Linked DNA regions of Homo sapiens: region 1 is linked to region 2. Evidence: read pairs that join two places in POLR2A ChIA-PET (ENCODE). Cell type or tissue: A673. All regions are shown on one strand. Each heading gives the region's core, and the rest is flanking DNA. Links, peaks and the distances in the headings are about the cores only.

Region 1 (16,695 bases), core at 5,575-13,574, 120 kb after region 2:
TGATGGAGCATCTGAAGAACAGTTGGTTGTACAGCCTGCATTTCTTCCTGGGTTGTGTATCTGTAGTCTGTTCTCTGGACATTTTCTCCATCTCAGCTTACTTGGTGCAAAAATGTATCACTTGTTCCCCACAGCTTCTCTAAGGGTTAGGACCAACTGAAATTATTATCTAGTAACAGATAGTAGGTAAATCATATTATTTTTGTATGATAAAAATTAACGTAACTCCTTTTATCATATATTCTATCACATTTAAGCTTATCTAAGCTTAGTTAAGTTAAATCATTTACTAGTGACTAAAGCCTGGTTACCTTGATATGTCATTATTTCTTAGATAATTTAGGAAACAGATTAAATTCAGATGGTCATTAGACTATCCCGACCCTACCATTCTGTATTCCTACTATCCTTTAGCATCACGAAGGGAATGATCTTTATAAATGTAAATCAGATCCACTCCTCTTCTACTTAACTAGCCAATGGCTTCCCTTGGAGTAAAATTCAAACTCCCAGTTCTTCCCTACTAGGCCCCCATCACCTACCCCACATCCCGTCTGATGGTAGCATGTGTGACAGTTTGCATGCTCCTGCACTGACCTTGCTTGTGTTCCTTGCCCTGCTAAGCTCATCCTGTCTTCCTCCTGCCTGAGAATCTCCTCTACATTCTCATTGTCTACTTTCTCTGTGTCTTCTCTTCAGTTCAAGCACCACCTCCCCACAGAGGCATTTCTTGACTTCTAATCTAAGCCAAGTTCTCAGCAGTTTTATTTTCATCACAGCTATTCTCCATTGCATTTTTCTTCTTTTTTTTTTTTTTGAGATGGAGTCTCACTCTGTCACCAGGCTGGAGTGCAGTGGCACGATCTCAGCTCACTACAACCTCCGCTTCCCGGGTTCAAGCGATTCTCCTGCCTCAGTCCCCCGAGTAGCTGGGACTACAGGTGTGTGCCACCACGCCTGGCTAATTTTTTGTATTTTTAGTAGAGATGGGGTTTCACCATGTTGGCCAGGATGATCTCAATTTCCTGACCTCGTGATCCGCCTGCCTCAGCCTCCCAAAGTGCTGGGATTACAGACGTGAGCCACCGTGCCTGGCTACATTTTTTTGTTATTGTTTGTCTGTCTTTCCCCATTAAAGTTCTATGAAAGCAGTCTGCTTTGTTTATCTCCGTACCTATAGGGCTTAGAAAAATGACGGGCATATAGTACATTTTCCCATAAGTATTCACTGAGTGACCATAAACGAGTGGATGCAAGCAGCACCGAAGAAGGCAAGTTGATGCAAAACTCTGAATTTCACAGCTGTGAATGGAAACTCTGGATTGAAGATGTATTTGGAAATCTCAGCGGCATCAAGCACTCTATTACTTGAGAAAATCCCACCCAGAGGACAAGAAGTATATTTTGAAAATGGCTTTAAGGTTTCCATAAAACAGGCAGCATGGTTGGGATTGATGGTTTTTCTTGCTGCTGTTATTGCCCTCACGGGGGAGATGTGTTTCTTTTCCTTTGTTACTTTATTTTTCTGTCTCATGGCTGCTGACAGAGCTCACTGCTCTCTTTGTGCACCATCCGTTCATTCTCTCGCGGCTCCCTTGAGTGCTGTTATGATTGCTCGGGGACAGCATGGAACATGCTCTTCTTATTGAGTCTCCTTCCTATTGTAGATGCTGTGTGCATGCATCAAGGGCCAAGGGGACTAGGTAAAATGACTGCCTTCATCTAAAGAAAAATCTGCCAGAGTAAAAATAAAGGGCTTATTTACAGGAAGTAAATGCACTTTTCTGGGCAGTGGGAATTTAGTGTTTTGAATTCTTATAGCCTGCTACATTAGAAAACTATGGGCTGAAAAAAATCTGTGAGATACTGCAGTGCCCACTCCCCCCTTGCCTTCAAAGGCCTTGTGGAAAAAGTCTAAAGGCTACTAACCAACGTGCATGCCACTTCTGTTGCTTCCTGGATTTATCTGCCTTTTTTTTTTTTTTTTTTCTGAGACAAAGTATCCCTTCCTTCTTTAAAAATTCTGAACAAGACTCACCTGCTGCATTGAATGCTTATCTAATTTAAATAATCTGAAACCAGTGGCACTTTTTTCCGTTTTATCTGTAGGAGGGTGGTTCTGTCATGGTGTAAATCCTGTCTACTAAACAAAGCCTTGAATTATCCCGTCCATCTGTGAAATGCCAACAACGCTCATTAGTCTCTGCATATGGTTTCTGAATTATGTATTCACCTTGAAGGCTCATACAGGCAGAAAACTGTTTTTCTTATTTACTCCCTGACACCAAGTACTTGGCAAATCACGCTTGCTGAATGACAAATGATGTGTCCCAGCTCCTGTCAATGCTGTTCCTACTTGACATTTCAACCTGCTACATGTCTCTTTGATTTTCTCAATCTTTCTTTTTGGATGGATCCTCTATCATGTTGCCTTCCTCTGTTTCTTTGGGCAACTCCATGTCTCAAGTCTTCTTCTGGTCAAACTCTGAACAAAAAGCCATCTTGTCCTTGAGAACTTTCCTCCAAATAAAATTTCAGGTTTGGAAAGAAAATCAAAAATCACCTTGTCCAGACACCATACAATGATTGAATTTTCCCTAAACTGTTTTGGTGAAATAGATGGCCAGCCTGAATTCCTCTAGTGATGAGGAACTCACTGTCATTGGAGGCAATCTGTTTAATCTCTGGATAACCCTGCTCTTTAGAAAACTCTATATCAGCTAAAATTCTGTTCTTTTTAACTATTACCATGTGATTCCTAAATACAGAACTAAAAAGTTCTCCTTTTATGAGAGGGATCCTCAAATATTTGAAGACCAGGAATTTGTCATGTTGCCTGGGCTTTCTTTCCTTTGTCTAGACAAATATTCTTCTTATGACATAATTCTGTGTCCTTTGTCCCTTTTGATTTCTCTCCTTTACTTCCAAATCCCTCTAAAGTGGAGTAACCAAGCTGAAGGCAATATTTTGAATTAGGTTGACTGGATTCCAGTAAGGCAACAACAGCACCCACCACATTTTTTTCTATTTTTTTCTTTTTTTTTTTTTGAGATGGAGTCTCGCTCTGTCGCCAGGCTGTAGTGCAGTGGCGCGATCTTGGCTCACTGCAACCTCCGCCTCCCAGGTTCGAGCAATTCTCCTGCCTCAGCCTCCCGAGTAGCTGGGACTACAGGCACACGCCACCACGCTCAGCTAATTTTTGTATTTTTAGTAGAGACAGGATTTCACCATGTTGGCCAGGATGGTCTTGATCTCTTGACCTCATGATCTGCCCGCCTCGGCCTCCCAAAGTGCTGAGGTTACAGGTGTGAGCTACTGTGCCCTGCCACACCCACCACATTTTAACTCAATGGTCTGCCAATGGTCTGGTTGCCGGTCAGGCCTCATTTAAAAAAACATATAGGGCAATCCATGCCTCCAATGATAGTGAGTTCCTCATCACTAGAGGAATTCAGGCTGGACAGCTATTTGACCAAAACAGCTTAGGGAAAATTCAACAATTGTTAGTTTTCAATTTATTTAATATCACTTTCTGAGTTTCTAAAGGATGATTTAAAAATTACAGTTATTAATTTTTGTGATTATAAATATACTATTATAAATAATATGTTGAAGAATTTTGGAAACTAAAGATAGATATAGCACTTCCTATCTACCGTTATTTTTCTTATCTCACAGAATGTTTGAAGATTCCTTTGGCTTTATGTCAACCACAAGGTTTTTTCCTCCCAATTTTATTGAGGTATAATTGGCAAATAAAAATTGTATACAGTTAGGGTGTACAACTTGATTTTTTCATATATACACACACCCACTAGGTTAATAAGCAGGTATTCTATGCCTTCTTTTAAATCTTTGGCAAAAACATTGCCTGAAACAAGGTTATCTTTTCCATAAGAACAAGCTAAATGTACTGTGATTGTTGAATTTGCTTAATCTGTAAGCTTAGGAGACTGATTTTCAGAGTTTTAGGGAGGATCACATGTGAAATAAAGAACTTTGAACAGTGTCTGGCATTTGGTGAATGCTCAATCATACAGTCATTGAGATTCATCCCCTTTTCTGTGTCACTAGAAATTCTGAAGTTTAATTCACTATTGCAGATTTATTCTTTAAAAAGTTTTTTTCTTTAATTTTAGCCTGAATTTCTATTTGGTTCATTTTTAAAAATTCCGAGATGTAAAATGTCTTTTAAAAGACATTCTCATCCTTCCTGATGTACACTTTAGTTTTCAATTTATTTAATAACAATTTCTGAGTTTCTAAAGGATGATTTAAAAATTCCAGTTATTTTTGTGATTATAGATAATATAACATGTTGAAGAATTTTGGAAACTAAAGAGAATAGGAAATAGGAAATAAAATCAGGGAAGGGTTTGTGTTTTTATTTTGATATTCTCATTTAATGAATTGAATTATTGAGGCAATGGGCATTTATAAGGTTGAAAGAAGCATTGCCAAATTTACAAGTCTCTAAAGTATAGGTTTACTAAAGTTCTTTTCCCCTTCATAAGGGTATATACACTGTATATAATGTTGTGAATAACTTTCATTTTTTTCTTTATGTCTTTTGTCTTTAACTAGATATTCATCCCCTAAGCAAAACAATCAGAATTCTTTTGTGCTTGAAAAATATTAGATCTCCAAAGTCACTTTAACTTGGAGTCATTAGAGCTTTATTTTTGCCCAAGGAGAGCATGAATTCAGGTATCTTTAGGTTTTCCCCTTTGCATGTTCTTCAAAGCGTTTCATTCTTCTAGGCAGAGTGGAATCACATAAACTCACCCACAACTGTGTAGCTCCGATGCTTTCAATATGATAGATGAAGTGTGCACTGAATATAAGCAAGTGTTCTGTACATTGTTTTATAGCAGCATTGTGCGCTCTGATTAGATACTGAACACTTTCTTTCTTTTTCTTTTTCTTTTTCTTTTTTTTTTTTTTTTTTTTTGAGACAGAGTCTTACTCTGTTGCCCAGACTGGAGTGCAGTGGTGCGATCTTGGTTCACCGCAACCTCTGCTTCCTGGGTTCAAAATATATATATATTTTAGTATTTTTAGTAGAGATGGGGTTTCACCCTGTTGCCCAGGCTGGTCTTAAACTCTTGACCTCAAGTAATCTGCCTGCCTCGGCTTCCCGAAGTGCTGGGATTATAGGTGTGAGCCACCACGCCTGGCCAGATATTGAATACTTTCAATCATTTGATTGAATTAAACATTTATTCAGTCATCTTGGTTGAATTAGGTATTTGTTAAAATAGAAGAAGGCTTTACTTAGAACATTATACCTTATTCCCAATTCCTTGACTTTCTGTTGATGTTAGGTATATCTCCAGTCTTTAGAATCCCTAAAATTTTGCAGAGATTATTCTGTTTTTGCCCATGCTTGTTATCCATTTAAAGGAAGATATATTTATAGTCCCCTTTCAGTCATAAGCTTCACACCCCAAAGTTCCTATTTAAAGTTGCAAGCAGTTTCCCATTTCACAACCACTAGACCCTGTAGAGTGAGCTCTGTGTGAGCTTTGGGGGTGGTGGCATGTGGAGAGGTGAGGTGACTCTTTCACGTTTCTCCTCCCTCCTGCCGACATTGGCTGAGCTAGCAGGAGCTCTGGAAGTGGGAGGCAACGCAAAGCATCAGAGACCTGATTATTTATTTATTTATTTATTTATTTATTTATTTATTTATTTGAGGTGGAGTCTTGCTCTGTCGCCCAGGCTAGAGTGCAGTGGCAGGATCTCGGCTCACTTCAACCTCCCCTTCCCGGGTTCAAGCACTTCTCTGTCTCAGCCTCCTGAGTAGATGGGATTACAGGCACTAGCCACCACACCTGGCTAATTTTTTTTTTTTGTATTTTTAGTAGAGATGGGGTTTCACCATCTTGGCCAGGCTGGTCTTGAACTCCTGACCTCGTGAGACACCCTCTTTGGCCTCCCAAAGTGCTGGGATTGCAGGCGTGAGCCACAGTGCCCAGCCAGAGACCTTATTAAACTGAGTCTTATGAACAGGGTGGAGATTACCTGTTGCAATCCAGGTATAACTATGATGGTGGGCCACTGGGCTGCTGGACAGTAGAATTGACCCAACTCTTTGCAACTACAGACTCTACTGTAGGCATGAGGAATTGACTATGGCTTCTTTTATAATGTGAAACAGTGTTGTAATTTCTATTTTGCTAGGTTTCAAAGGGCAGAAACTGTAACTACCTCGCCAAGGTTCAAAGGTGATTTATGAATTTTTTTAAGATAAGGATGAATGACTCAGTAATAGAATTAAGATGATTATGTAAAGAATAAAAATCAATTCAAGAAAATTGTTCTATTTGTTTCCTAGAATTCTTAAATTGTTGATTTACTTCTTCATAGTAGAAAGACTATTTCCCTGATAAAGTTATGCTATGGCATAAAGATAAATTATTAGTAAATCCTGTGATTTTCTTTTAAATGAAAAATTCACACTCAAATACTACTATATTTGAAAATATGGTTGGTTTCAAAATGGGAAGAATAACCAAAGCATTTAATTCTTTGGCTTAGAATGGCAATAAAATATTTATCATAGATGGGCAATTGGCTTTGAGAAAATATGTAATATTTCTAAACTTCAAGAAACTTAAGAGATTTCACTGGACAAAGATCTCATGCATCCTTGGACTTGTACATACTATTTCTCAAACTTAATGTGTTTAAAACAGAATTCCTTCTTTGTCTCACCCCCTTTATTTCCCTTTTCATTGACAGTAGCTCCATGTTTCTAGTTGTTCAGGATAAAATCCTCAAAGTCATCCTTGACTCCTATCTTTCTTTCACAGTTCATATCCTCTTCTTTCAAGAAATCCTATTGGCTTTATCTTTTTTTTTTTTTTTTTTTTTTTAGGTGGAGTCTCACTCTTCTGTCCAGGCTGGAGCATAGTGGCGTTATCTCAGCTCACTGCAACCTCCACTTTCCAGGTTCCAGTGATCCTCCCACCTCAGCCTCCTGAATAGCTAGGATTACAGGCGCCCACCACCACACCTGGCTCATGTTTGTATTTTTTTTTTTTTTAGTAGAGTTGGGGTTTCACCATGTTGGCCAGGCTGGTCTTGAACTCCTGACCTCAAGTGATCCACCCGCCTTGGCCTCCCAAAGTGCTGGGATTACAAGCATGAGCCACCAGGCCTGGCCCCTATTGGCTTTATCTTCAACATACATTCAGAATCCCACCACTTCCATTGCAACCACCCTGATTTGAAGCACTACTACTCACAAGGTTTAATGAAATAGGGTCTTAACTGATCTCTCAATGTCTCCCTTTGCTTTTCTTTCTACCCTTAAGACAGCATTTTAAGATTGTAAGGCATACTACATTGCCTATCTAGTCAACACTCTATTATGGCTCCTATTTCACTCAGATTAAAAGCCAGTATCCTTGCAAATGTCCTGTTGGAAGACCCTAAATTATCTGGTCCTGCTTTGTCTCTGACTTTCTCTCCTACTTTCCTCCCCGTCATTTCCTCCATTCTAGGTGCACTATCCTCCTGGCTTTTGCTCCTTCACTCCAGGCATATTTCCACCAGAGGGCCTTTGTACTGGCTATTCTCTTTACCTGGAATGCGCTTCTCTGGAGACCTGAATGGCTTACCCTCTTACCTCCTTCAAGCCTTTGCTCAGAGGTGTTACTTTCTCAGTGTGGTCTACTCTCACCCTCATATTAAAAGTTGGAACTCCCCGCAGTCTCCTTAGCCTGCTTTGTTATATTTTTGCAAAGCAATTATTACCTTCTAATCTTTACTTATTTATTGTATTTATTGTTTAGTATAATAGAATTTAAGCTTCATGAGGGCGAGGATTTTTGTGTGTTTTGTTTGCTGAGCCTAGAACAGTGCTTGGAATAGTACCTGGCTAGATATTTAGCCAGGAGGAGCTCAATTAGTATTTACCAATATGATTCAGTGAATGAATGAATGAATGAATGAAGATCTAATGAAGTGGATACAGATTTGCCTGGTGGAATGATACCTCATTGATAGGGATATCTTTAGGTCACTATAAAAATAAATTTGATAGGGAGTTTAGTTAAATGGAAAAAGCTTACCCATTCGAGTCATACCTGATTCTAGCCCCTGGCACTTACAGATATAGTTTTTGTATTTTTGACATAAGAATAATATCTATTCTCAGGGTTGTTGTGAGGATTAAATTAACATATGTAACATACCAAATAAAGTAACTGATACATTGTAGGACCTCACAAAATGATAGCTATTATTATTAGCAGTCTCCTTTTCCATGGAAAGATTGTGAGGAGCTCTCACAAGATGAGTGCATTCTATCAAACACTTAAGGAAAAAAAAGTTTACATAAAATCAGAAAATAGAGGCAGAGGAAATAATTCCTAATCATTTTATGAGGCCTGGATTAGTTCTGATATCCAAAACTGGCAGACATTACAAAAACAATAACAAAAGTAAATTGCGGACTAATATTCTTAATGTACATAAACACAAAAATCCTAATAAGATGATAGCAAATGAAATCCAGCAATGTACATAAAAGGATACTATAATGAGTAAGCAGGGTTTATCCCAGGGTCGGCTTAACATTTGGAATTCAATCACTGTAATGTTCTCTATTAACAGAATAAAGCAGAAAAACTACATATATGAGGCAGGGCGCGGTGGCTCATGCCTGTAATCCTAGCACTTTGGGAGGCTGAGGCGGGCAGATCACGAGGTCAGGAGATCGAGACCATCCTGGCTAACACGGTGAAACCCAGTCTCTACTAAAAATACAAAAAAAAAAAAAAAAAAAAAAAAAAAAAAAAAAAAAAAATTTGGCCGGGCGTGGTGGCGGGCGCCTGTAGTCCCAGCTATGCTGGAGGCTGAGGCAGGAGAATGGCGTGAACCCGGGAGGCGGAGCTTGCAGTCAGCCGAGATCACGTCACTGCAGTCTAGCCTGGGGGACAGAGCGAGACTCCGTCTCAAAAAAAAAAAAAAAAAAAAACAAAAAAAGGAAAACTACATATATGGTCATTTCCATAAATACTGACAAGGCATTTGAAAAAAATTAACACTCTTCATGATAAAAATGCCCAGAAAGGTGGGAATGATCTTCCTCAATTTAATAAAGGACATGTATGAAAAACTTAGAGCTAACACCATACTTAAAGGTGGACTATTGAATCCTTTGCCCCGAAGCAACAATATTTACTTCAGTCATTTCTATCCAACTTACACTGAAGGCTTTAGCCAATGCAATAAAGTTAGAAATAAAAATTTAAAAGCCTAAAGAGCACAACTTAATAAGTAAAACAAACTCTATTTTTAGATGATATGATTGTTTATGTAAAAAATCCTAAGAATTTTACAAGGTAACTACTAGAATTTAGTAACATCTTAGGATACAAAGTCAATATTGAAAAACCAATTGCGTTTCTATATATTGGCCTCAATAATTGTAAAATAAAACATAATAATTATATTTTAAATAGAATTCAACAATTTAAAAATAAATTAACAAAAATAGAGAAGATATATACACTTAAAACTACAAAACACTTCTGAGAGAAATAAAATATCTAAATAAATTGAGAGATATACGATATTTTATGGATTGGAAGACTCAATATTGTTAAGCTTCCCAGATTAACCTATAAATCCAAGGCAATTATAGTCATAATCTTATCATGCTTTTTTGTAGAAATTGATAAGCTGATCCTAAACTTTCTAAGGAAATGCAAAGGCTGCACCTAAACTTTTGAGAAAGAACAAAGTAGGAGGACTCATACTACCTGACTTCAAGACTTACTATAAACTTTAGTAATCAAAAGAGTGTAGTATTTGTGTAAGTGGTGACAAATAGATTAGTAGCACTAAATAAAGGGTTCAAAATTAAGATCGACCCTTTATGACATTTGATTTCCTACAAAGCTCCAAAGCAATTCAGTAATGAAAAGAAAATGTTTTTTTGAAAACAGTGGTGGAACGATGAGACATTTATAGGAAAAAAAAAAGGAACTTCTATTTCTGCTTCAGCAACATATGAAAAATAAATTCAACATAGTCTTAGAACTGAATGTAAAAGCTAAAACAGTAAGACTTCTAAAAAAAAAAGCATAGTGGAGTGTCTTTACAACTTAATGGTAAAAAAAAGACTTTTTAAGATAGGACATGGAAATTAATAGCCAAACAAAAATTTGTAATTAGACTTTTCATCATAATTTAAAGGTAGTGCTCATCAAAATGCATCATTAACAAAATGAGTAGGCAAGGCTCAGATTGGGGAGAATATTAACAAAATGCATATTTGACGAAGAACTTGTATCAGCAATACATACTTATGAAAACTCCAACTCAATAACAAAAAGACAATCCAAGTTTTAAAAAAATGGCCCAAATATTTGAATGGACATTTCACAAAGGAACATATGCAAATGACCAATAAACCTAAGAGAAAATGCTTAACGACATTCATCATCAGATACACGCAAATAAAATCACAATAAGATAGCATTGCCTAACCACTAACATAGCTAAAATCAAAGCCAAAACCCTAAGAGTGGCAAAGATGTGTAGTAACTGAAATGCTCATACAATGTTAGGGTGTTAAAATGATACAATTCCTTTGAAAAAAATCTCTGGAAGTCTTTTATAAAATAAACTATAACTACAGTATGACCTAGAAGTTCCACTTCTGGGTATTTACACAACAGACTGAAAACATATGTTCAGAGAAACACTTATCTCCCATAGCAGGCTTATTCATACTAGCCAAGAATTGGACAAAACTCAGGCGTCCATTGACAAGAGAATGGATACACAAATTACATATTTACATAATGGAATCCTACTCAACATTAAAAAGAACGATTTTGTGATACATACAAGACAAATGAATCTGAAGAAAACATTGAACATACATACTATGTAGAGAGGAAGATTGTTTACATCTGGAGGCAGGGGTAGAACTTGATTAGGTAAAAGGAAAGAGCATTCTAGATCTGGAGCCATATTGATGTTCTCTATATCTTTTTATTTGTTTATATTATTATTATTTTTTTTTTGAGACAGAGTCTCGCTCTGTCCCCCAGTCTCGAGTGCAGTGACGTGATCTCGCCTCACTGCAAGCTCCGCCTCCCAGGTTCATGCCATTCTCCTACCTCAGCCTCCTGAGTAGCTGGAACTACAGGCGCCCACCACCACACCTGGCTAATTTTTTTTGTATTTTTAGTAGAGACAGTGTTTCACCATGTTAGCCAGGATGGTCTTGATCTCCTGACCTTGTGATCCGCCTGCCCCAGCCTCCCAAAGTGCTGGGATTACAGGCGTGAGCCACCGCACCCGGCCTATTATTACTTTTTAAAGTTTCCTTTTTAAAGAAATTTTACTTTAAGTTCTGGGATACATGTGCAGAGATGTTCTCTATATCTTGACGGGGGTTTGGATTACATAGATGTACATATCCATTAAAATTCATTGAATCATAACACTAATGATTTGTGCATTTCACTCTAATTGAATTTTATCTCAAGAAAATAGTTAAACAAATATTGACTTCTAGTTAGTGATATACTTTCCTAAATGTTTAGGGGTAAAGTTTACTGAGGTCTTCAACTTTAAAAGGTATCATAAAAATAAAGAAGGTGAATCAGTGGACGTACAGAGAGATGATAATATGTAAAGAAGCCAATATAGCAAAATGCTAATTGTACAATCTACATGGAAGGCATTTGGATGTTCATGATACAATTATTTCAATTTTTCTCTATGTTTGAACAATTTTCATAACAACGTGTTGGGAACTAAAAGGCTTTGCTACTACTGCATTCCAAAGAATTTTTTAAATTGTTGATGATGTAATTGCTAGTCTCTGTCCCACCAGAGACTGGTGTGAAACTGGGTGTGTTTTTTATATTTTATCACATGGGACAAAAGGCAAATCAATAACATCAGTTTCATTCAATTTCAATTTTCAAGGCATATCCCATAATACTTCAGCTCAGATTTGCAGGTTGAATATCTAGAACAACACAATGCTGGCCACAGATTTCCCTCCCCTCCCCTCCCCTCCCCTCCCCTCCCCTCCCCTCCCCTCCTCTCCTCTCCCTCCCTTCCCCTCTCCTCCCCCCTCCTTTCCTCTCCTTTCCTTTCTGTTTGAGACAGAGTCTCCCTCTGTAGCCCAGGCTGGAGTGCAGTGGCGTGGTCTCAGTTCATGGTAACCTCCGCCTCCTGGGCTCAAGTGATTCTCCTGCCTCAGCCTCCCGAGTAGCTGGGATTACAGGCACACACCACCGTGTCCAGCTAATTTTTGCATTTTTAGTAGAGACAGGGTTTCACCGTTTTGGCCAGGCTGGTCTTAAACTCCTGACCTCAAGTGATCTTCCTGCCTTGGCCTCCCAAAGTACTGGGATTACAGGCATGAGCCACCGTGCCTGGCTGTGGCTGTGGATGATAGAAAAATATTTCTAATTAAATTAAATCATACGACTTCACTCAGTTCTTATACTTTTCTACTGCTGAAAATATGATACCATATTTTGGTGAAAGCAAGAAATAATTTCAAAGGAAATATTTTTAAGGGATGTAGTTAAATAATTATTTATTTTAAGTTTAAGGCTAAAAGCAGATAAATGACAGTATTTCCTCCTGAGTATTTCTAAAGGCTTTTAATAACATAAATCTGATGATAGAAAAATATTTCTATCATACTCAGGAGGAAATACCGTCATTTATCTGCTTTTAACCTTAAACTTAAATAATTATTTAACTACATCCCTTAAAAATATTTCCTTTGAAATTATTTCTTGCTTTCACCAAAATATGGTACCATACTTTCAGCATAGAAAAGTATAAGAACTGAGTGAAATCGTATGATTTAATTTAATTTGGTTAATTCTACCTTGGAATTAAATACAAATACATATCTTCTGGCTTTGGAAAAAAACAAAACTAGGACAAATAAACCAAACATAGCAAAAGAGAAGAAAAATATTCTGAGGGGGAGTTGTTCTACAAAACAGAAAATTTTCCTTCCCTCTTTAGCCATTTTTTTTAACAGCAAAAAAAAAAAAAAAAAAAAAAAAATACCTCCAGGAAAGAACAATAAGTAAAATTTCTTAGCTGTGGCAGTTAAATATTACATTTCTAGTCCATATGAATTAGTTAAAAAAAAAAAAGAGAGAGAGTTTTGAGGTAAATAAAATAGGGGATTTATAAAAACTTACCAGAAGCATTCCTGTCCCTGAGAGTGGCTAGGAAGGAACCCGTGAGTCTGATTCAAACAGAGTCTTCAGTGTCTTGGGATTCGGGACTGAATGGCCTGTGTCTGTTAATGAACATTTTCACTGAACGCTACCAGGCCATGAAAATGTAGGCACTTCCTGATGCCACTTCACTAACCAAGGCTTACTAATGTCTTAGCTGGAGTTTTAATCAGGACTTGACTAAGAGGAATCTGTACCTCTAAAAAAGAAAATCTTCCCTTGTGAAGGATCAAGAAGGAAACAGGAAACTGTAATGAAACGTAGTTATTTACTTTTTCTGTCACCCAACCATCTGTAAATACCACTACTATACACAGTTCTGAGCAAACAAAGATTGTGCTTTGGCTGACAGTCAAGAAATTCAACAGGTGGTTTATAGGAGTGACGTGTCTGAACATAGGTCAATTTCTATAGTATTCTTTAATGTCTTTAGTGATAACAGGCAAGCCGAACACGAGAGTTTGATAAACAATTTTCAACCATAGTTTATCTTGGGACTTCACAGCTACTTGTCAGCTTTTGTCTTCGGTTTTTTTTTTTGAGACGGACCCTCGCTCTGTCACCCAGGATGGAGTGCAGTGGTGTGATCTCAGCTCACTGCAACCTCTGCCTCCCAGGTTCACGCCATTCTCCTGCCTCAGCCTCCTGAGTAGCTGGGACTACAGGGGCCTGCCACCATGCCTGGCTAATTTTTTGTATTTTCAGTAGAGACAGGGTTTCACCATGATAGCCAGGACAGTCTCAACCTCCTGACCTCATGATCCACCCACCTCAGCCTCCCAAAGTGCTGGGATTACAGGTGTGAGCCACTGTGCCTGGCCTTGTCTTGGTTTTTATTGTTGCCTATTAAGTGGCCCTTTTGCTGTTTACAATAAGGAGATCTTATTTCTTTGCTTATTTTTACTCATTATTTTTATTTTTAGTTTCTACTTTTAGTTCAGCTGGGAAAAATAAAAAGGGAAGAAGTGAACTATCAGTAATGGTAAAGATGAAGGCTGAGGATAAATTCCACTTGGATCACTTGACCACTTGTTGCAGCACTGATGTCCAACTTTTGTCATTTTTTTTTTTTTTTTTTTTTGAGACAGACTCTCACTCTGTTGCCCAGGCTGGAGTGTAGTGGTATCAGGGGAACCCACCCCCAACATTTCAACGTAGGTTCTTTCTATTTTCCATAAGTGTTGGCCAGCTAAGAAATAAAGAGAAAGAGTACAAAGAGTGGAATTTTACAGCTGGGCCACTGGGGGTGACATCACATATCGGTAGGACCATGATGCCCACCTGAGCCTCAAACCAGCTAGTTTTTATCAAGGGTTTCAAAAGGGGAGGGGGTGTGAGAACAGAGAGTAGGTGAAAAGATCACATGCTTCAAAGGGCAAAAAGCAGAACAAAGATCACATGCTTATGAGGGAACAGGACAAAAGGCAAAAACAGAACTACTGATAAGGGTCTATGTTCAGTGATACACTATTGTCTTGATAAACATCTTAAACAACAGAAAACAGGGTTCGAGAGCAGAGAACTGGTCTGACCATAAATTTACCAGGGCAGAGTTTTTCCCCACCTTAATAAGCCTGAGGGTACTGCAGGAGACCAGGGCGTGTTCCTTATCTCAACCGCGTAAGACAGACATTCCCAAAGCAGCCGTTTATAGACCTCCCCCAAGGAATGCATTCCTTTCCCAGGGTATTGATATTAATATTTCTTGCTAGGAAAAGAATTTAGTGATATCTCTCCTACTTGCACATCCATTTATAGGCTCTCTGCAAGAAGAAAAATATGGCTCTTTTTGCCCGACCCCGCAGGCAGTCAGACCTTATGGTTGTCTTCCCTTGTTCCCTAAAAATCGCTGTTATTCTGTTCTTTTTCAAGGTGCACTGATTTAATATTGTTCAAACATAGATGTTTTACAATCAATTTGTACAGTTAACATAATTATCACAGTGGTCCTGAGGTGATGTACAGCCTCAGCTTATGAAGATAACAGGATTAAGAAACTAAAGACAGGCATAAGAAATTATAAAAGTATTATTTGGGAACTGATAAATGTCCATGAAATCTTCACAATTTATGTTCCTCTGCCGCGGGTCCAGCCAGTCCCTCCATTTGGGGTCCCTGACTTCACACATCTCTCCCTTTCTTTTTATATAAATGTGCCATGGCGATGAAGTCTTGTTTGTTCTCTCGGTTTTGACACAGGATTCTTTGACTGGTCCGCACACTAAAAATAAGCCGATTAAACAGAGAAGCATGATTCCAAAATTTGCTACAGTGGAGCCCCCAGTAGACTTAATCCAAGTCATGGAGTTTAGTCCAGAAAGACTTTCTGCCACCTGATCTAATGCCTCAGCTCCAGGCACAATGGATAAATGAGCTTGAGAGGCTTCAAAAATTTGTTTCTTTAATTTAGTTATGTCCAAGGATAAATTATCTTCCCTACCCAGCAGGTGTCCTTTGACCATTGCCCATGAATGATCAGTGTTGTTGTAGGAATATGGTGTGAAACAGAAATCAGAAGTATTCCAATTGCACTGCATTTGCATGCAATGTTTGAGACTCATTTGTTGATCTCCAAGCCAAAGAACAGACTGTCTTAAATCATTAATTTGATTAGCTAATTTTTGATCAATGCCCTGTTGAGAATTCCACATTTGGGTGGAATTGGCTTGCCAATCATTAACAAAATGAGCCATTTGAATAGATTGGTGTAATGCCATTCCGGCAGTGGTGGCCAGTGCAGTGACTGTAATTAGGCCCATGATCACAGTGATTAAAGTGAAAACAAATCTCTTAGATCTTCTGAGAATTCATTGTAACACTTCATTAATTAAATGTACTGAGGGGGAAGATTCCCAAGGTCTGGGTAAAGTTACCAGTATCCAGATTCCTTCTCGAGCTCGAACCAACATTACACTTTTCCTGAAGTCAAAATGGGAGTTAACACAAGTGTATAAATGATAATTAATGCATAGGACAGTTTGGTTGTTTGTCTAAATTTTGATATTTCCCACTAACAGCATGTAAGGAGGCTTAACACAACTCTGTATAGGAATAGTCAGGTTGGAGGTTAACAAAGCAGAATGTTTGAATCTACGTTGATACTGAGGGAGAGGAGCGGCAGTGGCAATGCGCGATATTCTCCGCCGTAAAGGAGCAATCCGAGGTACCCGGGAACACCGAAGAGGTAGAGGGGCATACCTGGGTCGAGAAGAATTATCATTATGCCAATTGGAGTCCCATAAAGGGGGATCTGCATCAAAAAGAGGAAAAGGGTTCAAAGGGGATTTATCATAGCGTTCAGAATCACGATTGCGAGAGGCGGTAGTGGGGACAACAGACAGAAAATTTCCCCTTCCCATACTCGCAGTCCAGACATGGCAATAGCCAGTTTCCGAAGTTCTGGGTGTTCTGGGCTCAGAATGGGGAATATCATACGAGGCCTTGGGTGGGTAAT
Region 2 (16,695 bases), core at 3,274-11,273:
CTAGGAGCTGGAAAAATTGACAGAGTAAAGATAATATGACATTTCTATTAAAAGAGCTAAAGGTCTGAACACTCTAATAAAGGGTTAATCTGGAAAACTTTCAAAGTCAATTGTTTACCTTACCTATCCTTTTACAAAGTCTTACTTGATCCTAACTGATCAAATAACCACATGTGATTTTATCTAAAGCATCCAAAAAATTAGAGGGGAAGAAGTGAAAGGGGTGTTTTGCCTTAGAGTCCACTACCTAGGTTTACAGTACATTTACCCAGTTATCAAAGTGCCTTTGTTGCAAAACATATAAAAAATGGGAAAGTATTTAGGACAGTGAGAATTATGTTATCAGATCTGAAGGTAGCACTTGTTATTATAGTGCTGGTTGAGCAAGGTCTTGAAAAATTTTCTAATGTTTATCTTACATTAACTCTTACAGTAGATTCCAACAGGTGACTTTTAAACATTCTTCAAAGAACAGTAGCTGAAATGTAGAACGAGTCTAAAACTGAGAAAATGGATGCTGTCACCCAAGCAGTTTTATAAGCTCTCAGCCAACTTTTGTAAAGAGTTGCTATTATTAAGTAGTTTGCATAGCTTTAATTAAATTTCCCTTTGGTTTACAAACTTGATTTGTAAGTCAAAATTCCCCTCAACTTTAAAAATTCAAATTTCACTATTCATGCTTACTTGTAACACTGGTTTTTATGGTATGTGATTTGAGGATAATATGTGGCTATCTAAAGACTTGTGTTTATATTTTGCAAGGTATCTTTCTTTGTATATGCAGGAATTCTCTTGCTATTGTGAAATGTGTCCTCTCCTCTTTGTTATTTATGAAGGAGTGCTGGAAAAATCTGGGGTGTCTCTATTCCTCTTAAGCACAGATTTTTACCATTATTTCATACATGACACTGAAATGCTCTGCTGGAAGCATTATCAACACACACCAAAGGATATTTTAACACAGAAAATCTTTTTAAAGCATGTTTCAATCACCATTAATTGGCTTCTCAGAAACCTCCTACTGTATCTTTCTGGATTCCTCCACCAAAGCTATTTTTCATATTTTGATAACAAAGATTAATTTGTTACAGATATAGACATAGAGAACTTGACATTTTTGTCTCAATCCTTTTGATAAATGTTTATTATGAAATTGCTCCTCCTTCATTTAATTTTCTACTACAGGGCTTTCCCCGGGTTTGGAAAGCATGCATTAAACAATAGATACAGCAACTGTTCTTTCCACTGAATGAATGGAACCGTAAAAGCTACTCTACAGGCCAACTGAATAAGCTAATTTTGCCATTGCCTGTGTATGTTAACCAGATGAGGGATATTTCTGTGGCATTTTTTAAGGAAGCTATATCTTAAATGAATTAATGAGCTTGAAATACTTACAATGGAATGCCAAACTGTGTATTTTTTAGTATGAAGTGACTTAAACTTGGACAGTGTTTGAAGTTAACTGATTCAAGCAGTATTACCAGTAATTGTGGTGGTCTAACATTATTTAACAAGTGTAAAAACAAGAAAAGGGAGGAGCAAAACTCTACCAGAATTTATCCTTAAGATGTGACTATCAAGATCACTACTATTGGTGAGGCTGGAAAGCTGCCATTTTATTAGTGTTAACTTTACTTTATCTATTAAAAGAAATATTTTCAGAAAAAATAAATAAACCCTGAGGGCAAATAATAGTTGAATAGGAATATGAAGTGTGGTGGCTTACATCTGAAATTCCAGCACTTTGGAAGGCCAAGGCGGGTGGATCACTTGAGGCTAGGAGTTCGAGACCAGCCTGCGCAAAATGGGGAACCCTCATCTCTACAAAAAATACAAAAATTACCCAGGAGTGGTGGCGCATGCCTGTAGTCCCAGCTACTTGGGGGGCTGAGGTGGGAGGATCACTTGAGCCCGGGAGGTTGAGGCTGCAATGAGCTGGGATCACATCATTACACTCCAGCCTGGGTGACAGAGCAAGACCCTGGGGGAGAGGGGAGAGGTAAGAGGAGAGAGGAGGAGAGGAGGAGAGGAGGAGAAGAAAAGAAACCCCGAAGTATTGATGGTAGTTCATTGCTGGTATGGGGCTGTTGGGTGAATACATCCAAATGCTTTCATACACACTGGTCTTAATAGGGGAATCGGCTCGTTCTGCATAACATCCGCAATAATATTAGCCCCCAAATAGCTGTTACTCAGATTCAACAGTTATCAAGATTTTCCTACATTGTCCTCATCTGTCTAATTTTCTTCCTTAACTATTAAAGCAATTCTCAAAAGTCATGTCATTCATTTAACTCTTTCATTTATTGGTATGCATCTCTTAAGTCTTGACATTGCCATAAGCCATTATCACATATTACAAACTGTGAAGAAACATTTCCTGGTATATCTAATTTGGAACACTGCCTAAATGTAGCGAATCTATTTTCTGTCAGAAATACCTCAGGGAAAGGGTACTCGTGAATGGAGAGGCATACATCTCCTCTGAAGGCAATTGTGTTTGCGCAGTTTTCTTCTCATGGTCAAATTAACTGAAGGAAAAAGAGAGAAGTATTAGGAGCATTTTTCAGAGGCTTAATTGTTGTTTAATCTAGACAATGCAAACATATTTTGGAGCCAAACTAGATTGTGGTTATTTGCCATTTGTTCAAATGTGATTATAAAATTAAAAACCAATGTGATGCATATACACAAGGGGTGTTCCTAACAGTTAATGTTAATAGCAAGATCTTCTTTTACTCCTATTTTTTTAACTCCATCGTTGAGCAACATAGCAACATCTTAATAGTAATATCCTCCTCCTTTTGAATGATTTTTTCCTAAATGCTCCTAGACCTTTTATTTTATGTAGTAAATTAATCACAAATATTTTGTAAGAACATTGTCAAAGCTACTGTGTATTTCTGAAAAGTATAAATGGTTTGAATAGTGACTGCTGTAAACAATGAGAAGGGATCAAGCTGCTTTCTCAGAGTTGCTGAATTGGAACTTTTTTCTTACTTATGTAAAAGCACAGACCAGGGGACATCATTCGAAATAAACTCACAGTGATCAAACTTCTAATTCACTAAAAAGCAAAGTCTGAATTTTTAACAAGTGATGCATCGTTTTCTGTTCTAACTGAAGAAGTATATTATCAAGTGAATAATTTAACATATTTGGATGTAAATATTACCACCTTTTTATTTAAAGTTGGGTTTGTGGTTCAGAAAACTTTAACTTTCTAATTTCTTTCTTTCTTTCTTTCTTTCTTTTTTCTGTTTCTTTCTTTCTTTCTTTCTCTCTTCTTTTCTCTCTTTTCTTTCTTTTTTTTTTCAAACTTACTGGTTCTTTGAAATCTTAGCTGTTTGGTTTTGAAGTAAAAGTACATTAGAATACTTTTGTGTACTAAATTTCTGTTGGTTAAGTACAATATACTTGATATCATCTTTGAAAACATGTCAAGTAAATTAATATTATGTATCTTTATCATACATATTTTTGATGCTTTTTAGCTGTATAAGCATAATAATAAAAACTGCACTTATTTGTTTTAAGTGACATGCCTAGTTACATAATTAGAAATGACAGCTATTGACCTGTTTTAAGATTTAATCTGCATTTTGTTGCATTATGCTTTTTGTATGTTAATTCAGCCCCTACTCTGGGCAGCAACATACTTTTTAAATAAACTGCTTTGGAGTTTGCATTTTACCTAAAAATCTATACATTTATTTACCTTTATAATGAATAGACGAACACTTCTGTTTCATTTTACTTGTAAAGACAACATAATCTGCAATAGCTTAGAGATCTATTTTCTTGGCATTTAGGAAAAATAGTGGTAAAATACTTATCATTTCAAAGTCCAGATGTTTTTAAAATATTGAAATAATAGACCCAACAGGATAGATAGCATACTTTCAAAATCCTACACATTTATCCCCAATACTACTAACTGCAAGCACACCTAAGTGGTTTTCAGATAAACACAATCATGCTCAGAGACCCAGGGATGCAAACAGGCAAAACAAGTTACTTGTACAAATGTATCAAAGGCCTACCTGGTCTCTGTCCGCTGATAAGGAGAAGACTCATAATAAAAATAAAAAATGCAAAAAGGAATTGCTGAAATCTCATTTTCCTACCGCACAAAAGTAGAGCAATGACTCTCAATGTAAACCAAACGATCTGTAAATAGTCTGTGCAATATCTGTGTGGCTGTCTTCACATTCTAGTGACAAACCTCAGAGAACTGCCAGCTGTGTTTTGCAGGAAGGTTAATGATCACATTAGACAAAGTTGCCGGTGCTCTGTGCTGTGGTCAGAGCCTCCCTCAGCCTCAAACCCCTCCTCCACTCCTCTTCTCCTTTCTCCTCGGCCACTCCCCTTTATTTCCATAAGCAAATATTGGTGAAATAAACCATTCAAGCATGCTATAACTTTAGTGGAAGTGTACTCCAAAAGCTCCAAGAAGAGAATGACTTAAATTCAATCTGGATATGAAGAAATACGTAAAACAAGACGTGACACTGCCTCCTCCCCTTACCATTTGCATCTGTTTAAACTTTGCCCATATTGGTCCCACATGCAGAAACCAGTGGAAATGACAGGAAGTCTCTCTTTTGTCTTTTTCAGAAGGAATTCTGAAGCTCTAACATAAGAGTCCCAAATGCTTTGTGGCAGAACATGTGCTGAAATGCTTTATCTTTACCAAACTTACTGCAAAGTAGTGCCTGTTTACACGAACTCTCCAAATTGCCTAATTCACTGGGTTTGTAACAGTAAAGATTTTTGGAATTTAGAATGTTTTGAAATAAATCTGCAAAACATATACATTTATATTAATATTTTGTAAAGTGCAGTTTTAAAAGTAACAGATTATTTTCATCTGCAAATGTCCAGGATTTTAAAAAAGGAAGTTCAGGCAAGCCACAAACTCATGAAATCTGTGTTCGGTTAAAAATTTATATGTGGTGGAATACCAGGCTAACATACCACAGTCACAGAAATTGGAGATGGAGAAAACAAGTCTTAGTTCATCTCCCAGTGAATTCAGAAAACACAAAAACAGTCTAGCCTTGTCTTTTACACACATGCACCAAGATCTCTTTTTGTTTCAAGTGCTCCCTTATATATCAGATACAGCTGTTATAAATGGAAATGACTATACTTATTATGTAAGTATAATAAATTCCATTTATAACATCCATATCGAACATATTTTAGGTAAAATGCAAAATGCCAAAAGAATAGTATAGGTATGCCTTGAAACACAAGTACAGCCAAAGTACTAGCTCTAAAGCATGTGTAATTTGTTTTGAACCATTAGGAATTTTGTTGTATTTGGCTTCTTTAGACTCAGGTAGTTGGTACATAACCTTGGGGCTTCCTGAGGTTTGAATTTAATGCACAATTTGTCTTGATTTTATAAGTCAATCTGTAAATTTCCCTGCCTGTCTAGTTAGGCATGAAGTTTATAATAGGCGATGGCATACAAAAATTCTTAAATTCACTTTATTGAAGTCTTGAGAATATATTGACCTGTTTGGGGACTGCAAGCATAGTGTTAAAGGGTCCTACTTTACCATGCTGTCCATTGCTTCATAAAATCAATGGAATACAATAGAGTTTGAACTCATGATATACAAGTGACTTAAGAATGGCAAAGAGTTTATTCAGATTTTTAAATCCCTCCCCATTTCCCGCCCCAGTCTTCTTAGTACAGCATTCAGGAAAACAGCATGCTAACAAAGTTGAATGTTAAATCAATAAGAGATCAATATAGATTTTGGCACTATATTTTCAGGCCAAGTTTTAAGTCTATTCAAAGGTTTAGTAGTGAGTCTTTATAGATAAGATAGAGACCTACCACAGAGAGCAAATATTGACTAAAATTTTTATATTTCATTACCAGGTGATCAACAATGAATTCCTAGAATATCACTAATATGCACCAGTGCTGTGGAAGATACATATCTCCACTGATCAGGACAGAGCAAACTGTTATATTTAAGTCATCTAACCACATAGAACATTATTTTTCTCATTAAAAGAAAAAAGATGTGATAAAATACCTGGTTTTCTACCTGAAAGAGTGATTATGTATTAAACTCATGAAAATTTACACATGATTTATTTACATGTTTTAAAATTAGTCTTTCAAAAAGACAAACAAAAAGATGTTGTTTAAATAGTTGACTTTTGGAGTATAGTAATAAAGTGATTATACAGTCAATGAGCAACTGAAATGTTAGACATGGAGGTACAATGAAAAGTGATCCAGCATTTCTGTGGAATGTGAGTCAACAATAGCAATAAATCATTCATCTTAGTACTGAATAACTAGGTATGGAGAAATATTGGTAGGAAAGTGTCAGAACAATGCAACTGGCTCTGCAAACAGCACTTTCAGCCTGCAAGTATAAGAGAACAAGGCATCTTCTTTGTTTACAGGAACACAAACCTAGACTTCTATCCTACAGACAGCCTTTGTGAGGGAGGCAAGGGCTGTGCCCCGGGCCAAATCCTATGTTAAGTGTGTTGCATATGTTACTTCGCATAATCCTCCCCAAAACACTCTGAAGTATCATGACTCCCTGTTTACCAGATGAGAAAACTGACAGCTAAAGAGGTGTAGCCTCCAAGGGCTAGATGACCGGAAGAGGAATAGATGGGATCCAAATTCCATAATCTCAGCCCTCAAACATTTCGCTATCCTCCCTTTTAAGGCCCCAATCCCAGTTCTTAAAAAAGAAAAAAAAAAAAAAAAAAAAAGCCTATTGAAGCTATTATAAAACAAAAGATAAGTTAGCAATATATTTCTTGTACGAGGTTGAATATTGTGCCCCATAAAATTTATGTCCATCTGGAACCCAGAATGTGGCCTTATTTTGAAATAGGGTCATTGCAAATGTAATCAGTTAAGATTGAGGTCATACTGGAGTAGGGTGGGTCCTAAATCCAATATGGCGGCTGTCCTTATAGCAAAAAGAAGAGACAGAGACACACAGGGACAGGTGGGGAGGAGCTCTGTGATGATAGAGGCAAAGATGAGAGTTATGCTACCGTGAACCAAGGAACCAATGCCAAAGATAGCCAGCAACCACCAGAAGTTAGGGGAGAGACATGGAACAAAATCATTCTCTGAGTTTCCAAAAATCAACACTACTGACACTTTGATTTTGGACTTCTAGCCTCCTGAATTTGAAAGAACAAATTTATGTTATTTTAAGCCACCCAGTCTGTGGCACTTTGTTATAACAGCCCTAGGAAATCAATACATTTCTGTACCTACATATATTCTATAAGGATATAAATATTCTCTGTATAATCCAATAAATATATACTTATTTTATAGTAGTATACTATATATGCCAGGTATTTAACAAATGTTATTTTGTTTACACATCATAATCTTATGATGTAAGCTCTATCTTCATTTTACAGAAAAGGCAACAAACTCAGAGGATTAAGTGATTTGCCCCAGATAAAATAGCTCATAGCAAAGTTAATATGAGGCCTGTGTCTCTCAGTCCTGGGCCTCTTATCTCTTTGATTTGGATCTTGTGCCCTAACTTTTCCTAGGATATCCTTCCCAATTGATTTCATCGTTGCCACTTGCATCTTCAGTCTTTCCTTCTTTTTTATTTTTTATTTTTTTGAGACAGAGTCTCACCCTGTCGCCCAGGCTGGAGTGCAGTGGCGCAATCTCGGCTCACTGCAAGCTCCGCCTCCCGGGTTCACGCCATTCTCCTGCCTCAGCCTCCTGAGTAGCTGGGACTACTCGCCACCGCGCCAGGCTAATTTTTTGTATTTTTGTAGAAACGGGGTTTCACCATGTTAACCAGGATGGTCTCGATCTCCTGACCTCGTGATCCACTCGCCTTGGCCTCCCAAAGTGCTGGGATTATAGGCGTGAGCCACCGCACCTGGCTTCAGTCTTTCCTTCTTTACTGCATCCCTCTCTCCCTATAAAAGTACTCTTTCCAACCTAAAATTTCTCTCCCTTTGCCCATTATCATTCAGCTAGATGTCTGAAATAGAGTCCAAGCATTAAACTAACCTCCCTTCCTTCCTTCCTTCCTTCCTTCCTTCCTTCCTTCCTTCCTTCCTTCCTTCCTTCCTTCTTCCTTCCTTTCTCCCTCCCTCCCTCCCTCTCTCCCTCCCTTCCTTCCTTCCTAGCCAGGCTGGTCTCGAACCCTTGACCTCAGGTGATCTACCCGCCTTGGCCCCCCAAAGTGCTAGGATTACAGGCATGAGCCACCATGCCTGGCCTAAACTTTCAAATGTGACTTTTTCTGTGGACACTGCACTGCATCCAAATTAGGCTACACTCCGCTCACCTTTTTCGCTTTTCTTGTTTTTGTCATGCTTTGTGTTTCTTTTCTCTTTTTCTTTTTTTTTTTGAGACGGAGTCTGGTTCTGTCACCCAGGCTGGAGTGCAGGGGCACAATCTTGGCTCACTGTAACCTCCGTCTCCTGGGTTCAAGCAATTCTCCTGCCTCAGCCTCCCGAGTAGCTGGGATTACAGGCATGTGCCGTCATGCCCAGCTAATTTTTCTGTTTTTAGTAGAGATGGGGGTTTCACCATGTTGGCCAGGCTGGTCTTGAACTCCTGACCTCAGGTGATCCACCCGTCTCAGCCTCCCAAAGTGCTGGGATTACAAATGGGAGCGACGGTGCCTGGCCTTGTGTTTCTTTTCTTTAGAAAAAAAATCTGCTGGGTTTGTTCCAATTTTCCTTAATTGAAGTCCTACAAGTTCTTCAGGGTTTAATCAATCATTCCAGATCAGTTCAACAAATATTTGTAGAGTACTTAAACTACTTTTGTGTCCCAGGCTTTGTTGTGCATACTAGGGATAAAATCAGGAACCAGACATGTCACTATATGATGAATATAATGCTCATTCATTAAATTTAATTAATTAAATTTTCTTATAAATTAATTGAATTTTCTCTATAAGCATTTCCTGATTCCTACCAACTGAAGTGATTTTAGTCATGTTTCAGGGATCTGGAAATTTTCCTGTTATCATAGCCTTTTCATCACCATAGCATTTAATGCGTCCCTCGTGGGCCATAATACATTCATCCTGGTCTGACAGTTTCTTGAGCACGTATGGAATCCTGCAGAAATAAAAACTCCTTGAATGAACAAACTTGTTCTTTCCCATTTTGGTGTCTTCTCCAGAGTCTAGAAATATTGAATCATATTCAATCGAGTATGAAAATCATGAGATATTAAAAAGAATGCATGGGTGAGAACTTAAAACCAGTATGGCTCCAGAAACGAAAGTTGTAATGAAGAAAAAGAATATGTGAAAAATATTTACCTGGAAAAGTGAAAAAGATAAAAAATGAGGTGAATTCAGGAATTAATTACAGCAAGTACTAAGATGGCCGTTTATGGAATTTATGGAACTTGACCTAAGTTAAGGGTAGAAACTAGGTTACCTTTCAAGTCTGAAAATCTGTGTCTTGTAACTACACTCTCTAACCTGGGATTTGTCTAACTCTATAGAATGTAAACTTCATGAGGGTAGGAAGTTTTAACTGCTTTCTTCACTGCTATATTTTCAATGTCGTACTTGATGAATCAGCAAAATTCCACGCTAACCACGCTAGTGTAGTAAAGAAGATCTTAATCTTATGAGGATCAGCTCATGATTCCTGGTTAGCACACCTGTCTCTATTTGTGGTGGGATTAGCTCCTGCCCTCAGATGGAAGCATTTAAAGCTAATCCTGGTGGAGACAGAATGTGGCTCAATTTAGAGTGTATCTTCTCAAGTGTGTTTCCTATTTGATTACTGATTGTTTGGATGGTGTTCACTACCCCTTGCCAATACTTTGTTTTAACCTCAGGTATCTGCCTGTGGCCTTCTTTCTTTCTGGCTTCCTATTTCTTCCATTTCTCTGCTTTCTGACCCTCGCTGGATTTCAGACCACTATGTTTTTCTGCTTTCTGACTCTTGCTGGACTGACCTGGTTTTGGTATGTATTTTTCTTTTGATCCTTTGTTCCATTTTGACCACTTCTTGGTATAGACCAATGTAATGCTTTTTAGTTTTCATTCTCTACATTAGTTCTTTTAGGCCTTCCTTAATTCTCCAATTAATTAACTAAGCATTTACTTAATTTTATTATTTAATTAATTCTTAATTAGTTCTCCTAGGCCTACCTAATCTACTGCCATTCTTGGAAGTGAAATAGCACCAAGTGGAAAGCTAACAGCCAAAGTTATAGAAAATAGCATCATAGTAAATCAAAAAATTGTTAGTTTTGAAAACTTGTGTGAGCAAAATTGGCATTCTCCTTGCTTAGAGGAAATGATGGATTAGATGTGTCGGACATATCAAATGTATAAAATTCAAATATTGAGTGTGGTAAAACATTTATTCAGTACAATGCTCATTCAAAAATTTTCCCAGGATCTCCTTGGGCACATGTGCTGGTTGAAAAAACATTACTGATCATAAATGCTGCATCAGCCTAATATCTGAGCCAAAACATATATTTTTGCAAGAACCCATAAGTCCAAAAAAGGCATACACTTTTGAGAGTATGAATACCTTCCTAACCCTCATATGTCTGGCAAACCTGAGAAAAATAACATAGGAGTACGAGTAATAGATTCTTTATATTGTGTACAAAAATAACAGAGGTAGCAACATATGCGGAATATTCAGACATCCCTATATTGTGGTGATTCTTACCCAGGCTACTTGACTGAAGTGATTGGCCAAATGGCATGAAGAAGACCTTCTGGTATTGTGAGAAATTAAAAGAGATAATGGTGATCTTTAGATGGTTTTCTAATGAAGAACAAATTATATATAAATAATTCAAGTGAATAAAAGAGATCCTATCTAGTAATACTTCTCTTTAAATAAAAAATGTGAGACACATTTGGGTTCATCCTCTCCATCCCCACTTTCAACATTGTTTAGGTGCTTATTTAGTCAAAAACAGTCTCAGGAATTTTCATAATAAACCCAAGTGATTCCTAAGCAACAATTATTGTTTACTGGATAAATTATATAAAATATAAAACTGCTAGTAAACTCTGGGCTGGAATTCTTTAAGTGCATATTTAAGACTTTGAAATACATGAAATTTTGAATCTTTTTTGAACTACACTGCTTGAATGGCCTAGTGTTTAGCATTAAACAAATAAATCAGAAATTTTGTATTTGAAATTAGGCTTGGTGATTTTGTTCATGAACAAAAGTGAAGGTAGTTTAGTATAATGGAAATAGGATGACTTGACTTTACAGGTAACACAACTTGAGTGTTTAGTCCTGGCTTCTGTCACTAAATCATTTGGCTTTGGTCAAATTATTTTATCAGATTCTTTATTTAAAAAGTGAGGCATTTAGACTTTAACTTTACAGATTTTTTTTTTTTTTTGAGACAGACTGTTACTCTGTTGCCCAGGCTGGAGTGCAGTGGTATGGTCTTGGTTCAATGCAACCTCTGCCTCCCAGGTTCAAGCGATTCTCCTTCCTCAGCCTCCCAAGTAGCTGGGATTACAGGCACTTGCCACCACACCTGGCTAATTTTTGTATATTTTTTGTAGAGATGGGGTTTCTCCATGTTGGCCAGGCTGGTCTCAAACTCCTGACCTCAGGTGATCCACCTACCTCAGCCTCCGAAAGTGCTGGAATTACAGGCATGAGCCACTGCAACAGGCTTTTTTTTTTTTTTTTTTTGAGACGGAGTCCCACTCTGTCATCCATACTAAAGTGCAGTGGTGTGATCTCTGCTCACTGCAACCTCCAACTCCCAGGTTCAAGCAATTCTCTTGCCTCAGCCTCCTACATAGCTGGGATTACAGGCGTCCACCACCACACCCAGCTAATTTTTTGTATGTTTTTAGTAGAGATGGGGTTTCTCCATCTTGGCCAGGCTGGTCTCGAACTCCTGACCTCAGGTGATCTGCCTGCCTTGGCCTCCCAAAGTGCTGGGATTACAGGCGTGAGCCACTGTGCCTGGCCTTGGCTGACTATTTAAGAGGGCTCATAAATTTATTTAATCAAAATGAAATGAATACTTAGTATATGCAGGGATTTTGTTGCACTTTATGAAAAAGAAAAATATAATACCAAAACATTATGTCCCAAACACATGAGGGTAATAGCATGCCAATTAATGTGTGATTAACAAAGTACAGAAAACCTTGTTGATCAGTATTCGAGACTTTCATTCTTTCTTTTTGGACCTTGATTTCACTCTCTAGTGAGATGCTGCAAAAATATCATTTCTCTTTTCCAGAGAATCTAGTCCAATTAATGTTATCCTGGGATACTCAGCCTGGTTGTCTAGCACTGCCATGCTTTGCCTGACTTTCATCCCGATAACTAGTCAAGAACGATTGCCAACTCTCTCCTTTTTTACAGTGAGTACCCACACAGGCTATTTTATAAGAATGTTGGATACAGTTCTCTGTTGTGCCTCCTGACCTGGCTAGAAGGTGTATTTTATTATTATTCATTATCCTATTACCTCTGCATTCCCCAAACTTGGTACCTAAACAAGAAATGTTTGTGATTAGTTACTCAATGACTATGAGGATTTTAGATTTGTTAAGCCCATATCACACACAACAATATTTAAACTATCTTGTGTACTTTTGAAGTCCAGTAAGGTCATAGAAAATATATATTATATATATGTATATATTATATATGTGTGTATATTATACATGTATTCTATCTATCTATCTATCTATCTATCTATCTATCTATCTATCTATCTATCTCTAGGAAGAATGTTAAAAATGAAGTCCAGGCCAGGCATGGTGGCTCAAGCCTGTAATCCTAGCACTTTGGGAGGACAAGGCAGATGGATCACTTGAGGTCAGGAGTTTGAAACCAGCCTGGCCAACATGGTGAAACCCTGTCTCTACTAAAAATACAAAAAAGTTAGCTGGGTGTGGTGGTGGGCACCTGTAATCCCAGGTACTTGGGAGGCTGAGGCAGGAGAATAGCTTGACCCCAGGAGGTGGAGGTCAAGTGAGCAGAGATCACGCCACTGCACTCCAGCCTGGGTTACAGAGGGAGACTTCATCTCAAAAAAAAAAAAAAAAAAAAAAAAATGAAGTCCAATCCGCATCCATTTTACAAATGAGAAAACTGGCATTAAGTGACTTATTGAAGTCCAAAGCAAGTTAGTGATAGAACAAAATGTGCCCCAGTAATAGGTTTTGTTAAAAGCAACCTTAATATGAAAGATCATCTCTATATCACCTGTTATGTACCAGGAATTGTTGTAGGAACTTTATTTGAATTATCTCATTTAATCCTCATAATATCCTCTTGTGCGTATTTTACAAATTAGGAAACTGGAGTATAGAGAAGAGAGATTTATCCAAGGTTACATATCTAGGAAACAACAGAGCTAGGATTTGAAACCAGTGAGACCCTAGAGTTCTTGTTGTTAGTTGCTTGCTACCTCTTCGCTGCTGCAGATATAAAACAATCCTTATTATACTTTAAGCCTTGTGTCGTTTCCTTTAATATTTATAGTGAAAATTATTTTATATTTTTATTGAAGCTTTATTTAAATTTTAAATTGTGTTCGTAGTTTTGTCTTCAAATATACATATCACATTGGATTTCTGACTCGGCTGAACTCCTAGTCAAATCCTATTTTGCAGAATATAGTAGTTATAGAGTTATAAAATATGTATGTACTAAATGAAAATTATCTAGGTTAGAATACTACTTTCTTGTAAATAGCTTTAAAACATGCAATTACTCTATAACACAAGTACAAACATCTATGGATACAAAATCTCCATTAAAGATTGGAGTACTTGTTCTGTGAGTTACTAGGAAAAAACTGAAAAAAAAAAGTGGTATACTAACTTGCCAAGAAGTAAATTAGATAAATAATTGTAGGTGTGTGCTTTTACATCTGCACCCTTTCTTACTAAAATCAGAGCTACGCGTTGAAGTTACTTCCTTTTTAAAAGCGTGTAAACCAGCACATATGGATCCAATTACTTCATTTTCTGTAGCGTTCTAATGACAGTTACTTCTACCAATTTCAGCCAGTCTGCCAGATCTTTGTATGCAAACTGAAGGATGGCTTCTCTAACTGACCCTTTGTCCTTTCAGAAGCAGCCAATCAGTAGCAGATGCAGTGGGGTGAGTGGTGCATGATGTGTGTGTGTGTGTCTTGTGTGTGCGTGTGAAGAAAAATGTCTATGGTAATCAACTCATTTGAAAAGTAAAAGAATAGAGTGGGAAGTAAAAAAAGGAAAAATGGGAAGATGTAGAAAGAGAATGAGAACTAGAGGGAGCAAGACAAAGGGAAAGCTATAAAGAGGGAGCTTGGGTGTGAAGGAATTTCAATGACTTCTTTTATTTGTTTACTTTTGGGAAGATCTGTTTTGCAAATTTAATTCCCACACAACAAAATTGCTCCTGGTAAAATGTAACACTAAAGTAATACCAATTTAAATGCATTTAAGGAAGTTGTAATGCTAGAATGACAATCTCATGGGAATAATTGAAATTTTGAAAATACTTTGCTAGTCATTTCATCACACCTCAGCATGAGAGGCAAAGAAGATAGTTAACATATCAATGTTTCTTCATGATTATAGCAAAGGACAACGGAATGTTATTTTTCTTTAAATCTCACCTTAAAGTTGACAAAGGAGATCAACCTCTTCCCTTGATGTTTTCTATTGAATCTCTGCTCTCTTTCGGATTCTTTTTTAGTCTCATTTATTTTTTTCATCTGATGCAGCATAATTTATATTAGAAAAGAGAATGGAAGGAAAACTTCAACACAAAGCTACTAAGGAGATGGCTGTATCCTCTACCCCTTTGGAGACGATATTCTTTTACTTTTGATAATTTTTCAATGCTACGTACAGGTTGAAGAAACTTTTCCTAAATTAGCAATGAAGCTCTATAACAACATAATTGTAATCAGAGAGGAGGTGCCCAAAGAAAAATAATGTGTACTCTACCTTAAGAATAAGATCAGAGGGAACCACATACTTATATTCTCTGAGGAGCATTTTTATGAGTTAAACAAGCACTAGAATTTTATAGTTGAAACCTGCAACATCGTAACATTATCCCAACAGATTGTCTATAACCTCGAAGTGTTTAGTTTGTATATATTCTTACAGGAAGTTATATGACATAATGGGTGCATTTGATTATAGGAATAGGACAAACTATTTTTATAGAGGCAAGTCTAGTAAGTAGAGTCCGCATTTAACAGAAGTAGTTTTATTACACATATTTAAAATTCAAGCATAAAATCCTTTCCACAGTCATAAGCATCTTTTCAACACTTGACTGTTTCCTGTGAAATGTATTTACCCTCATAATAGTTCTAGTAAACAGACCCTGTGATTTGGGTGGCTTGAGCCCATCCTGGCTCTTCAGCCAAGATGACAAATTTATAAATCCATTTTAATCACATCATCATTTAGCAAATGTTTTATTTCTGTATCTAAATTTACATGTCTACCTGAATCTAAGATTTTATGCTTATCACGGTTATGGAGAGAACATCTCTTCCTAAATTGTGAGCAAGTGATCCTAGAAGAATAAAGTGCTTGCTAAGGACCAGCCATGACTTACACTTCTGATGAGAGTAAAAGAGCTGATTTGGTTCCAAGTTATTCACTAAGGTGGCATTTTTATTTTAGGTATTCACCTTTGTTTACCTTAATACATTTAATGTATGGCGCACATAGTGGGTTTATAATTTAGTCTCTTTTTTGGAATGGATCAGACATAGTTTTTTGTTTTTTTTTTTTTTGTTTTTGAGATGGAGTAAGCCTGTTGCCCAGGCTGAGGTGCAGTGGTATGAACTTGGCTCACTGCAACTTCCACCTCCAGGGTTCAAGCAATTCTCCTGCCTCAGCCTCCCAAGTGACTGGGATTACAGGTGCCTACCACCGCGCCTCACTAATTTTTGTATTTTTCGTAAAGACAAGGTTTCACCATGTTGGCCAGACTAGTCTTGAACTCCTGACCTCAAGGGATCCATCCGCCTCGGCCTCCCAAAGTGCTAGGATTGCAGGGATGAGACACTGCATTGGGCCTAGACATAGTTCTTAATGTTCCATGTAACACCCCTTTAACCTTGAAAGAATCTTGGCCAGGTGCAGTGGTTCATGCCTGTAATCTCAGCACTTTGGGAGGCCGAGATGGGAGAATCACTTGAGTTCAAGAGGTTGAAACCAGCCTAGGCAACATGTTGAGACCTTATCTCTATTTAGATTAAAATAAAATTAAAAGAGAGCGAGAGAGAGAAAGAGACCTCATCTCTACAAAAAAATAAAAAAAATAAAAAATAGCCAAGAGTTGTGCCTTGTGCTTGTAGTCCCGGCTACTCAGGAGGCTGAGGCAGGAGGATGGCTTGAGCCCAGGAGGCAGAGGTTGCAGTGAGCCATGAACACACCACTGCACCACAGCCTGGGTGACAGAGCAAGACCCTGTCTCCAAAAAAAAAAAAAGTTTTCATTCTTGCTGTATACATTGTGATGAATACCACAAACATTAAAGAGCACTTTTTGTTCTTCATTGTTGTGGTTATTGTTTTTGGTGTGCTCCAAGTTATTTTTGGTGGCTTCATCCAAAAGTGGATGAAGATTCTTAGATAGATCTTTTTTTTCTCTCACAACTCTATTTCAGGCTTAAATTGTTCATTTCGGTGTCAAGTATAAGTCACTAATGAGG

What was found. ChIA-PET counts read pairs that join two places held together with the same protein. Peaks named below come from ENCODE experiments on the same cell type or tissue, not always from the same donor. Only the 100,000 strongest peaks of a DNase experiment are listed, where the experiment ranks them.
Region 1: POLR2A ChIA-PET joins it to region 2 with 12 read pairs; 2 of 35 experiments call an interaction of 5 or more read pairs at or near these places.

What each region holds. Positions count from the first base shown.
Region 1 is chr4:164,750,919-164,767,613 of GRCh38, reverse strand. It overlaps SMIM31 (small integral membrane protein 31), which reads right to left and starts at 13,483. Exons shown (of 3, transcript NM_001352885.1): 1 at 13,203-13,483. In A673, for the core only: no CTCF peak of the experiment used is centred there; no DNase peak of the experiment used is centred there.
Region 2 is chr4:164,864,759-164,881,453 of GRCh38, reverse strand. It overlaps APELA (apelin receptor early endogenous ligand), which reads right to left and starts at 4,276. Exons shown (of 3, transcript NM_001297550.2): 1 at 4,047-4,276; 2 at 2,445-2,534. The coding sequence starts at 4,122. The coding sequence ends at 2,446. RefSeq lists an enhancer at 7,944-8,444. In A673, for the core only: no CTCF peak of the experiment used is centred there; DNase peaks (open chromatin) are centred at 4,423 and 9,053; H3K4me3 peaks cover 1,513 bases; H3K27ac peaks cover 2,572 bases.